Regions from separate parts of the Homo sapiens genome. Here region 1 is linked to region 2. A link is a contact called in ENCODE Hi-C or POLR2A ChIA-PET data. All regions are on one chromosome and are shown on one strand. The core of a region is the stretch at or near the end of the contact, and the rest is flanking DNA. Distances in the headings are between cores, read along the strand shown.

Evidence for each region. Hi-C counts contacts between places; a loop is a spot of excess contacts on that map. ChIA-PET counts read pairs that join two places held with the same protein, here RNA polymerase II (POLR2A).
Region 1: a map of HepG2 shows a loop between it and region 2 (10-fold over the local background). The contact joins two enhancer-like sites. A Hi-C loop is called at or near these places in 1 of 168 maps with a recorded cell type or tissue (HepG2). POLR2A ChIA-PET finds 5 or more read pairs at or near these places in 1 of 52 experiments (OCI-LY7).

What each region holds. Positions count from the first base shown.
Region 1 is chr21:34,201,312-34,207,823 of GRCh38, forward strand. No RefSeq gene overlaps it. Among named protein-coding and RNA genes, the nearest start is that of LINC00310, 24 kb to the left of the region's middle. RefSeq lists an enhancer at 2,346-3,344. Within about 2 kb of position 1,265, at least 24 of the 41 ENCODE cell types and tissues checked have a DNase peak (open chromatin) inside an H3K27ac peak, as active enhancers do.
Region 2 is chr21:32,592,528-32,598,939 of GRCh38, forward strand. The region is part of intron 5 of CFAP298-TCP10L (CFAP298-TCP10L readthrough); the gene reads right to left. Among named protein-coding and RNA genes, the nearest start is that of TCP10L, 10 kb to the left of the region's middle. Within about 2 kb of position 4,769, at least 3 of the 41 ENCODE cell types and tissues checked have a DNase peak (open chromatin) inside an H3K27ac peak, as active enhancers do.

The sequences.
Region 1 (6,512 bases), core at 15-2,514, 1.6 Mb after region 2:
GCAGATTTAACCATAGCTTTCAGAAAGGAGCTTCCTAATGCAGTCACTCCAGGAGCAAATAAAACAAGGGGCTATTTTAAATCAAAAATCAACACGACTGGCTCACACATAAATTCCATTAAGCCAACACTCTATTTGAACACGCTGCTGAGCCAGGCGTCTTGTCTTGCTGCATCTTTTAACTTGAAGGTGGGCATTTCAGCCTGCACAATAAGGTCCACTCCCCTTAGTTCTAATTTCCTGCCACCTTCTGCATTTCTTGTTCGACCCTGGGGGTGGGGGAGTACTGACTTGGTCCTGAATCACTGTCGCGATTGGGATCTGTGAAAGTCACTGCAGAAAGATAATTTAAGGGGTTAAATGTCAGGGACAGGAGAGAGTAAGGTCCTGGTTTTAGTTCCGGCTTAACTGGGGGATGAGGGAGATTAAGAGGAGGTGAGGGAGGGGGCAGGGTTTAGCTTGATAATCTTATTTTGCAGTGGTTTCTGGGGGGATTTTACGATGAAGAGGTAAATTCTAAGGTTTGCTGTCGACTGTTTCCAGCTCCCTGGCGCACTTTCCGTGCAGCGAGGGGACGTCCAAAGGCTGCAGCAGAGCTGGGTTAGAAAACAGGCTCCCACCCGCCCTCTACTCCCCTCCCTGGCCCCGCTGACCTGATTAATCAGAGCCCTGCAAAGCCCACTGAGGAGGGCTCCTGGCTAATCTCATCTCCGCACCCACGCGGGGACAGACACCTCCGCTCGGCCAATGAGACGCAATTCTGCAAACTCGGCTGAGCGGTGGAAAATTCCATGCTCTCGGCGCTGCCCTCGGTGGCGGCCCTGGCGGGATCGCGCGCTCGGAATGCCGCAGCCCGGCCGCCGAGTGGCCACCAGCTGGGGAAGAGCTGAGCGAAACCGCCCCGGGGTCCAGGCGTTTTGCCACGAGTCGCCGTGCGACAAGTTGGGGTCTCCCTTGTTCTCCCACCTCTCTGCACCAAAAGCTCTTGAAGCAAATTAAAGAAAGCAGGCGATGCTTGTATCATTGCGGAGTGGGGAATGGAGCTGGGGGACAAATGGTGACATTCTCCCTCCCTCCGTGTGTGTGTGTGTGTGTGTGTGTGTGTGTGTGTGTGTGTGTGTGAGAGAGAGAGAGAGAGAAAGAGGCCACAGTCCTCCACCCCCACGCTTGCCCACCCAAGTTATAAATCCTGCCTGTAATTGTCCCCCTGCCTCCACCAGGCTTTCAACCCAGAAATCGTGGGGGAGAATGAAGGAGGCACCTTTCTAGATCAATCCACCTATGAACTATGGTGCCCTTTTAGAAGTGGCCGGTGGGTCCTAGAGAGCAAAGGGTGATGAGTTCGCAAAGGTGGACGAAGGAGACCAAGACCAGCAGTCAAAACCAATGGAGCAAGACCGGTGCCATGATTCAGAGACGCACAGAAAATTCCAGGGCCACCGAGAAGGGACACGTTGCGCATTCTGCCAGCGCAGGGGAGGAGGGGATGGAGGCGAGATGGAGGACAGGACTTTGCCAGCCAGGGAAGGGGGAGGCGCCCCGAGCCTGCGTTCCAGTCCCCGGAGCTGGGGCCGCAGCTTTTCCGCGAGGTTGGTCTGTGTTAGGAAATCCTATCTTTCTTAACTCTGTGTGAATTATGGCAATACCTCCCTGTTATTTCAGAGGATCCAGGCCTGTTTCTGCTCCTTGCAAATGTGAAAGACCCTGGTGAACGCAGTCCAAAAATTTAGAATGCGACCTGGTGCACAGCGCTCAGCTCGAGGAGACTTACAATGGTTTCTTCTGCCATCTGCATCGGGCAGGGGTGGGGAACTGTGGGCCCCAAGCTATCTGGGAGGAGGGAAGAGAAAGAAAGGGGGAAATACAGGTTCTTGAAACAAAGTAGGAAGCTTCAGCAAGAATCCACGGAGAAGCCCTGAGGTTGAGTCTAAAGCCCTGAGGTTTAGTAAACAAAGCCCAGCACATGGGACCTGAAACCTGGATGCCCCGGTTCTGCTAGTGACCAGTTGAAGGTCCTGGGGAAATCTCACCCTTCAGAGTCTTAGTTTTCGCCTCTGTAAAATCAAGGTCATAACCATTTCTGCCCCATCTAATCGAGTAAGGTCTTTAGTGAGACCCAAATAAAATAAAACTACGTCTATGAAACAGTAAAGAAGTATAGGGAACTGTTTTTCATCCATGTGCACAAGCAATGTAAAATCTATGTTGTTTTAATTCGATTAACTTCAAGAAAGAGCCCCAGCTAAATTAATCAATCAATACATATATTAATATATTCAGTAAATATTTGTTGAGCACCTACTCAAGGCCCTGGAGGGCCTTGTTGAACCCTCCAGGCCCTGTTCTGTGCCTGGAGGGATACACAGCTGAACAAAACACAAAAAGCTCTGCTCTTAGAAAGCTTAGATTGGAGGAGACCGGTGATAAAATAAATAGGAAAAATCTTTTTTTTTTTTTTCCTGTTTAGGCAGTGGTAAGTGATATAGAGAAAAAGAAAGCAGGAAAGGGGGATGGGGAAATGCGGGGTGAGAGTGCTTTAGAATAGGGTGATGAGGAGGCCTCATGGAGAAGATACTCTTTGAGCAGAGACCTGACAGGGAGATGGGGGGGTGAGCTCCATGGATTTCTAGGGGAAGAACATTCTAGAAGTGGGCAGCCAGCAAGTGCAGTGGGTCTGAGGGGAGACGGTGGCCTTTCCTGTTGGAGGAACAGGAAGGCCGGCACTGTCCTTGGAGGGGTATGAGTGCCAGGGTCAGAGGCTGATGGGGGGGCAGGTCCGGATAGAGTTTGTAGGGCCTTGAAGGTGACCTGAAGGGCCGACTTTTGCAGTGAGTGTTCCTGACAGCTGGGGGGGGGCACGACTGAAGCTCTGCCTTGGGTCTTACCTGGCCGTAAGGCAACTCCATTTTTAGCTTGGATCCTGGCAGGCAACCAACAAGCATTTATTGCAGGGCTGGCTGTGTGTTCTCGGCTGCGCTGGGAGCTCTGTGAATATCCGGAGATATAACAGGGATCCTTAGCTTTGGGGAGGCCACAGACTTGCTGTGAATAGAATTTAGCTGCAAAAGGCAGTTAGTGACCAATGCAAGACTATTCGTGTCACTCGCTGCATTGTGTGGAGGGCCTAGAAGCATGAGGGAGGCTGGGGTTTTGGGAACCCCAGGGGCAACCGGGACTATGCTGGGATCATGGTAGGTGCTTTACTTGTTTGCGAACAGACTGAGTGATTCTGAGTTGCATACTCAGGGAGCTCTTTGTGGCTAATTAAGTCCTTTTCCTACCCAGGCCCAGGTGGCCAGCAGCCCCTGGCAGCCGCGCACATGCTGCTCAGTGTTGCCAGCGCACAGCAGGGGCTGCTGCAGATGGTCCTCCAGCCACAGGGTGATAAAAGGCCTCCTGAAGAAGTAAATGACCCTGCTGGTTGCTGTGTGGAATGTTTCCCCCAGGGAAATTAAAAAATGGAATCCAGTGTCCAGGCCTCAGTCTCATGTCTTTAATAGGCTAGTCAAGATCCTGGGGCCAGGGCCTGGGGGCAGCTTCTTCCTGCTGGAGAGGCCAGTTTCCTTTCCCAGTCTCTGACCCTTCTCGGTTTTGGAATCCTGCTTGAGACCTCTCAACTCTCACCAGGCGAGGAGGGTGATCTGGGGTAGAGAAATGACATGAAGTCATTTCAGAAAATCCCACAATGCCTCATCACCCAGAATCCTTTGCGGAGCTGGCTGGCCGGCCCTGGGCTCCCTTTCAGCTGCTCTAGAATGTAGCAATGGTGGGCTCCTTTGGGGGCCATCTAGAAGCACCCTGCCCCTGGGCACCTGCCTCCTCACTGGAGGAGACCAGAGGCCACGTCCCAGCCCTGTGCTTCCAGCTCTGGAACTGCCCTTGACTTCACTGGACAGGCCTGAGCAAGTCGTGTAACCTTCAGGGACTCAGCTATGCCCACTCCAGGCTCTGTGAAACCAAGACAACCTCACGTGCTCAGTTCCTCAGCTCTGCAGGAGCCAGGCTGCTCTGGGGTAAGGAAAGGGAGAGAGAGGGATATTGTCCTATGCTTCCTTCACATAGCTGAACGTTTTATTTATTTAACTTTTTGGATAAGTAATGCATTTTATGGTTAAAAAAATCAACAAGTATAAGACATTACACAGTGAAAAGTGTCCTTTCCCATCTGCTCAATTCTTTTCTTTCTTTCTTTTTTTTTTTTTGAGACGGAGGCTCAGTCTGTCACTCAGGTTGGAGTGCAGTGGCATAATCCTGGCTCACTGCAACTTCTGCCTCCCAGGTTCCAGCAATTCTCTTGCCTCAGCCTCCCAAGTAGCTGGGATTACAGGCACCTGCCACCATGCCCGCCTAATTTTTGTCTTTTTGGTAGAGACGGGGTTTCACCATACTGGCCAGGCTGGTCTTGAACTCCTGACCTCAGGTAATCCACCCACCTCAGCCTCCCAAAGTGCTGGGATTTCAGGCATGAGCCACTGTGCCCGGCCCCCATCTGCCCAATTCTTATCCCCCACCCTAAAGGCATAGCCACTGTTATTAATTTGTTGTTTATCCTTCTAGAGTTTTGTGGGATTTTTGCACATACAAGCACATGGAATATGTTCTTCCCCCACTCCCAACTCTTTTTCTACTTGATTGCTAATACACAGTACAGTGTTCCTTACCTCACTGTTTTCAGTTGACAGTGCATCTTAGAGATCTTTTCATCATAGTACATAAACCATTTCCTCATTTTTCTTTACTAGTGCTTCTTGCTGTCTAAAATATGCCCAAACAATCCCCTAGAAATGGACATTTAAGTTGTCTGCAGTATTTTGCTTTCAAACAATGCTGCTGTGGACAACTGCAATTCTTCGTTCAGCACACAATTATGTTTATGCATAAGGTAAATTCCTAGAAGTGAAACTGCTGAGTCAAAGGGTAAATGCATCTCTAATGTGGACAGATGTTGCCAAATTAGCCTTTACAGGGGGTATGCCAATTTATGCTCTCAGCAGCAATGTATCAGAGAGAGTGCCTATGTTTCAAAGCTTACCAACAGACTTGGCTTTTAAACTTTTGGATTTTTGCCATTCGATAAATTTGAAAAAACCAGTATGGTTTTAATTTGTATGTTTCTCATTGTGAGCTCTCCATATCCATGCCCACTTTTCTATTGGTTTGTTTGCCTTTTGACTCATCAATTTGCAGAAGCTTATTATATACTAGGGAAATTAATCCTTTGTGATGTGAGTTACACATCTTCCTCATTTTGTCATTTGTTACTGATTTTGCTTAGGGTGTTTTTTTTTTCTTTTTCAATTGCTTTTTGCCATGCAAAAGCTTTTGGTTTTCATGCAGTTGAAATTATTCACCATTTATTTCGTGGCTTCTAGATTTTGAGTTGTAGTTAGCAAGGCCTTCCTCATGCTCCCATTTTTGTTTTAGTATTATGTTTTTTCTTTTTACATTTAAATCTTTGACCCAGTCAGAATTTATTCTACTATAAATGTGAAGCCCATATTCAAAATCCAAAAGTGGTGGTTATCAACACCATTTATTGAATAATCTGTCTTTTCCCCATGTAGTTGAGTGCCATCTTAATCCTAAACAAAATCATTGCATGATTTGGATGTTTTCCAGGGTTTCAATTCTGTGCTATATGTCCGTCTAATAAGTAATATGCCACTACTATGTTTTAATTGTTGAAGATTTTAAATATATTTTAATATATAGTATAACTTCCTCATTTATTTTATCAGAAATAGCTGGTCTATTCTTATTTTTCCATGTAAAATTTAGAATCACTTTGTATAGATAAAAACTTCTTTTACTGGGATAACAGTTATATGTTAACATTTATAAGTTAAGGGAAATTGACATCCCTACGAAGCTAAGTCTTCCTAAGAACATGATGGGGATTTTTATTTTTCAAGTCTTTTTGTTGTTGTTCTGAGTGTTTAAAAGATTTCTTAATGTCAGTTTCCATGTTTCTTTTAAACTTATTTTTAAATATTTTATCTTTGTTAGTGCTTTCGTAAATGAAGTCTTTTCTCCCATTATATTGTCTAACTGAATTTGTTTCTAACATATAAACAAAAGCTATTGATTTCTATTAATTTTACATATCCTGCTCTCCTATTGAATTTTCTTCATGATTCCATAGTTGTTTTCACTTATTTATCTTGTTTTTTCAAAGCATAAGCCAAATCGCCTGCAAATAGTGATAGTTTTACCTCCTTCTATCCATTTTTTATATTTTTGATTTTGTTCTCTTTCTAATTGTGTTGGCTAATATCTCAAGTACAAAATTAAATAACAACATGATAGTGAGAAAATGCTTGTCTCATTCCTGACTTAAGGGTAAAAGCTTTTAGTATTTCTTGATTAAGCATACTTTTTGTTTTTGAGTTTAAGACACACACACACACACACACACACACACACACACACACACACACGCAATATTTAGGGGTTCCTATGTTATTGACCATGGAAAATCGAGAATGGATTTTTACATTTTGTTGAGTTCTGTT
Region 2 (6,412 bases), core at 3,519-6,018:
AGCCCCGAAGCCCAGAGACCACCCCAGCCCGACTCCCTGGCTGAGACTTCCCGCCCGGATGCCGTGAGATCGTCCCAGCCCATGCTGAGGTCAGTTTGTGCTGTTATCTCTTTTTTTTTTTTTTTTTTTTTTTTTTTTGAGGAGTCTCACTCTATTGCCCAGGCTGGAGTACAGCGGCGCTATCTTGGCTCACTGCAAGCTCTGCCTCCCAGGTTAAAGCAATTCTCCTGCCTCAGACTCCTGAGTAGCTGGGACTGACTACAGGCGCCCGCCACTACGCCCGGCTAATTTTTTGTATTTTTAGTAGAGACGAGGTTTCACCATGTTAAGCAGGATGGTCTCGATCTCCTGACCTCGTGATCTGCCTGCCTCGGCCTCCCAAAGTGCTGGGATTACAGGCGTGAGCCATTGCGCCCAGCCTCGGGCAAGCCTATTAAAAACTTCCTAGTGTGCCTCCTCATTTGCACAAGGATGTGTGGTAAAGGGTTAACTCAGCAGGCTTGGGGTGTCCAAACCCTGCACATTCAGAGAAAGGTCTGGCCCTGTCCTTCTTCCCAGAGGATACCCTTTGAGCCCTTGGATTATCTTGCTTGATAAGAGTGTTTACGTTTACCTGCGGCCTCCAGCCATGGCCAAGAGTTCATGGAGTTCATGTTAACAGTGATTTATGTGGACCCTAGAGCCACACTACATCAATTTGACCTCTGGGATAGCTGGACTGGGTGACTAGGATTAGCCAGCGGAATGATTCAGGCCTATGTGACCGGCTCCCAGGAGAAGCCCTGGACCCTAAGGCTCGGGGGCTTCCCTGGCAGGTGGTGTTATGTGCACACTGGCACAGTTGTTGCCGACAGAATTAAGTGCACTGGTGTCTCCTTCAGGTCAGGACGGCGGGCAGCTCACAGCTGGCCTCTCCTGGACTGTGTCCCAAGCACCTTTTTCCTTTGCTTATTTTAATCTGTGTCCTTTTGCTATAATAAACAGTAACGTTCTGTGAATCCTTCTAGTGAATCATTGACCCTGAGGGTTGTTGGGGGCGTCAGACACAAAGGGGATAAGGACACCTGCCTTGACTGCCTCAGAGGGGTCACAGGGAGCTGAGATCCAGCTGTCACAGTGAGGCCATGCAAGTCTGGGGGTTCTTATGACACAGAATTCTAGTGAGGCAAACAGTACTTTCAGACTGAATAAAGGAGGGGTGTTATTCACTTCCAGCGTCTGTCATCTGCCGAAAGCTACGTGCCCTCTCCACGGAAGATACAGGGGCAGGATCTCCCATCCACAGCAGGCACACAGACTCCCAAAGGCCCTGTGCACAGAGCTCTGGATTAGGAACAGATTCCCCCCCCACCGCCCCCCGCCGCCGGGGAGAGCCCCACACTGCCTTTTCCTCTCAGGATGCCTGACACCATTTAGGGTGGGATGTGGGAAGCTGGCTTCAGGATCAGACCTGAAGACAAGTAGCTGACCTGGGGGTTGAGCCAGGGCTCACACCTAGGCCCTTCTCCAGGGGGGTTTACCAAAACCAGCCCCATGTCCTGTAGACCTGACTTTTGTCAACACACACATATATCCTCCCCTTATGCACAGGTGTTTATGTAAAAGCAATGTATGTTTATATGCCAAGGTGACTTAAAAATTACAAAGTGCGGTACAAACATGTTATTTACGTTGTGATGAGGATGACAAGGTTTGGATTTCATGCTGTGTGTAATGATGTCAGTTGGAGTTCTTCTTGGGATAAAGGAGGGCAGGCGGTCAGCACAGTTCCTGTTCTGTGAATCAAGGACCTTCGTTCAAGCAGTCCTTACTGGACACCTGTGTCCTCATCCTTGCTAATACGCCAACCAGCCACACACACTGCACCACAGAGTCCCTATGTCATACCAGCCCTGCAGGCACCTGTTTCTTGGCACCAAGTGTCTTTCATGAGTGTGAACCCATCTGATGTTAGTGGCCAGTGGGGAAAATGCCCATGGGAAGTGGAGTGTCGGGGGAGCCCGAGCCTGTGGCCTGGCCATTCTGCACAGTGAGTTGCGGCCAGTACGTTATGTGCTGATGCAATTCATAGCTGCTCAGCACGACTCTGCCCAGATTCCGTTTATTATCCTACTAAATAATTATTTTCATTGTCTTCATCTTTTTAATTGCACTACTGATGTCTTTATCTTAAAATCTGAAGAAGGCTCTCTCCATGGGGCAGACTTTGTCATTTACAAGCTAACTGGTGAGAAATTGAAGGGGAAAGTGCGATCACGTTAAGTGCCTTTGGAAGACCACAATCGGGATGCACAATCACTCAATTATAACTTGGTGGGAAGGGAAGCAGGGAGGTTTGAGGAGGTGAGAGGCGAGACTCTGGTTCAGAAACCTGTGCTCAGGCCTGAGTCCCTCTCATTGGCCGGGGGTCTTGCAGAAGACACGGCCTCTCTCTGAGCTCAGTTCCTGTATCTGCAGGGACCATGACCCATCAGCCAGTTGGTATGAAGAGTAAATGGGGGAACCCATGGGACAGCGTGCAGGAAACTCCAGAACGCTGCATATTTCTCTGCATTTTGTGTGTATGACAAGCCATGTGGGGGTTGTTATTTCCATCAAGCACTAGATGAAATCCATTCTGCTCGATTCTATCTAGTTGTTGCCTTCCTAGAAACACAGGAATAACCTGCAGCACCACCCCCTTCTGTTCTGTGGCATTGGCACAATCAAGGAATCTACTTTTGTGCTTTTACACATTGAACTGACAGGTAAGGTCAGGCATCGACTGTCACAGGGGCCAGTGGAGAGGTAGGAGGGACGCCCACATTCGATGAATCCTGCATCACGGTGTTGGACTTCTTGTTCCACGGTGTTGGACACTAAACTTGTTCACATTCAATAACTTGAGCACGAATAAAGGCAGCTCATAGTAATAACACCTGATGGGTACAGGCCCTGTGCTCTGCTCTAAACACTGCTCCTGTTACCCCTACAAGACATGGGCCCTGCATTTCACAAACATGAATTCTGAAGACCATGAATAACTGTTCTGGCCCAGCTCTATTGGGCCCTAACTCTGTGCCCGGGGTCGGGATGCGGGTTGTATTTGGAGCCCGTTGCAGATGCGGATTCGTCTGCTCCACGCAGGGTGCTCTGACGTACTCTGTGTGGCCTGGAGCTCAGAAACCTGTGCTGGACTCAGTGCCTGCAGACGCTGCCCCTGGGTAGCTGTTTTCCAGGCGTCAGGAGACATGCTCCAGAGGCTCCAGAAGCACAGACGGATCATGAGGTCAGGAGATCAAGACCATCCTAGCTAACATAGTGAAACCCTGTCTCTACTAAAAATACAAAAAAATTAGCCGGGCCTGGTGGCAGGTGCCTGTAGTCCCAGCTACTCGGGAGGCTGAGGCAGGTGAACGGCGTGAACCCGGGAGGCGGAGCTTGCAGTGAGCCGAGATCGCGCCACTGCACTCCAGCCTGGGCAACAGAGTGAGACTCCGTCTCAAAAAGAAAAAAAAGAAAAAGAAAGTGATGGAGAAAATGTTCACTATGGAGTCTCACATGTGGGTGGTGTCCGGTGCTGAAACTGAAAGAGGTTTCAGTTTTGTATGTAATATATACAAGGGTGAAAATAGTTTACATCACAAATCAGATTAAGGAAAATAAATGTATAGGGAAAAGAGTTAGCAGGTTGCTATATAATTAGATTAGTCAAATCGTGTTTCAACAAAAATCAGCAAAAACATTCTGTGAGCATCAATTGGTTATGTGGAGTTCATGATAGAGAGTGCAGCATATCTTATTACTTGTAAGCTGTATGCTACATATCCTTGATATCAGCAAAATTTATAACAAACTTACATCTGTATTTATATGCACATGTATTTTGGGAAAGCTATTGTTAAACATTTAAGAGTGTACCACTATCATGGCCAGGCACGGTGGCTCACGCCTGTAATCCCAGCACTTTGGGAGGCTGAGGTGGGTGGATCATGAGGTCAGGAGTTCAAGACCAGCCTGGCCAAGATGGTGAAACCCCATCTCTACTAAAAATACAAAAATTAGCCAGGTATGGTGGGGGGTGCTTGTAATCCCAGTTACTTGAGAGGCTGAGGCAGAGAATTGCTTGAACCCGGGAGGCAGAGATTGCAGTGAGCCGAGATCGCACCACTGCACTCCAGCCTGGGGGGTGACAGATTGAGACTCTGTCTCAAAAAAAAAAAAAAAAAAAAAAAATTAAAAGAGCGTACCACTATCTACATAAATACATACACTGAAAATGCATAATAACTTCAGCTGCTCTGATACCAAATGCCAACATCCATGAAAATGTCCTACAAGAGAGGGAGGGAGCTGCATCAATTGCGCTGATGACCCTGGGCCAATTGTCCTAAGATCTGTTAGGTCTGTGATCTGGGAGGGCCCTGGAGATCCTGAGGCAGCAGGTGAGGCCTGAGGCCTGGGACCCCAAACCCAGCTAAAACTAAAAACTAAAAACTCTTAAGTGTAGAGTTCAGTGATACTCACATTCTTGTGCAACCATCAGCACCATCCATCTCCAGAATGTTTTTATCTTCTCAAACTTAAACTCTATACCCATTAAACAGTAACTCTCCATCCTTCCCTGCTGTCCCCAGCCCCTAACAACCATCATTCTGCTTTGTCTCTGGATCTGACTACTCTAGGAACCTCGTATAAGTGGAATCTTACAGTATTTGTCATTTGGTATCTGGCTTATTTCACTCAGTGTAATGTCATCAAGGTTCATCCCTGTTGGAGCATGTGTCAGGATTCCCTTCCGTTGTAAGGCTGAATAATATTCCATTGTACGGATACACCACCTCTTGTTGACTCATTCATCCTCTTGTTGACTCATTCATCTGTGGATGGGCACTTGGGTTGCCTCCACGTTTGAGTTATTGTGAATCATGCTGCCGTGGACGTGGCTGTACTGCAACTGGTTTTGCATTTATTTGAATAGGTGGATTTCAAAGGTACAAAAGACCATCCTGTGAACCGTGACTCCCTCCCAGCCCATCCTCCAGGCCCCCTAGAGTTTTAACCACAAGCAGCCATGGTCACCAGTTTCTTGTGATCTTTCTAAGAGTATGTGAGCATATGTGCTATGCCATGGTAGAGGCTGGACGCGGTGGCTCACGCCTGTAATCCCAACACTTTGGGAGGCTGAGGCAGGCAGATCACCTGAGGTTGGGAGTGAGACCAGCCTGGCCAATACGGTGAAACCCTGCCTTCACTAAAAATACTAAAATTAGTCGGGCACAGTGGTGCGTGCCTGCAATCCCAGCTACTCAGGAGGCTGAGGCAGGAGAACAGCTTGAACCCGGGAGGTGGAGGTTGCAGTGAGCCAAGATCATGCCACTGCACTCCAGCCTGGGTAACAGAGTGAGACCCTGTCTCAAAATAAACAAACAAATAAATACAATAAAATTAAAAATCTAACAACAGTGCCCTCGTTCCCATGATCTCACAGTCCATCCAGGGAGACAGACTTGTAACCGAATGCCATGATTACAACCAGCTCAATGGGAGATGAAGAAGGAGGTGTGTTCGGAAACCTGGGAACTGAGGAGGGAGTGGGCTCTCAACCTTAACATGGGCTGCGGGAGTTGGGCAAGAATCAGAAACAGATTATGTAGATGATACTGGAACTGTGTGGTTTCCCATTTGCAAAAAAAAATTAAAATTATATTTTACAATGTTAGTATATTCTGAGCATTTTAAGAAGTAAAGTCCACTTTGATAAAAGGAAGAATGTCTATCTTCCTTGTATATATATCTATTCCTATAGAATACCCATTTGTGTCTTAGTTTGTAAGAGCTGCCATAACGAAATACCATGGACTGGGTGGCTTAAACAACAGACATTGATTTTCTTACAGTTCTGGAGGCCGGAGGTCCAATATCACAGCATTGGCAGGGCTGGTTCTTCCCAAGGCCCCACTACTTGTGTTGCAGATGGCGGCCTTCTCCCTGTCCCTTTCCTCTGTGTACATAGATCCCTGGTGTCTCTTCTTCTTCTTTTTTTTTTCTTTTTTTTTTTTTTGTTGAGATGGAGTCTCGCTGTGTCACCCAGGAGAGCAATGGCATGATCTCGGCTTACCACAACCTCTGCTTCCTGGGTTCAAGCAATTCTCCTGCCTCAGCCTCCCGAGTAGCTGAGATTACAGGCACACACCACCATGCACAGCTAACTTTTATATTTTCAGTAGAGACCATGCACCATGTTGGCCAGGCTGGTCTCGAACTCCTGGCCTCAGGTGATCCACTCGCCTTGGCCTCCCAAAGTGCTGGGATTACAGTCTCCTCACCTTGGGCAATTTAATCCCTCTGGACTTTGGTTTCCTAACTCGTGAGATGACAATAGTAGTTTCTTTCTAATTTGGCTGTTTTTAGGTATAAACGAAAAGAATAT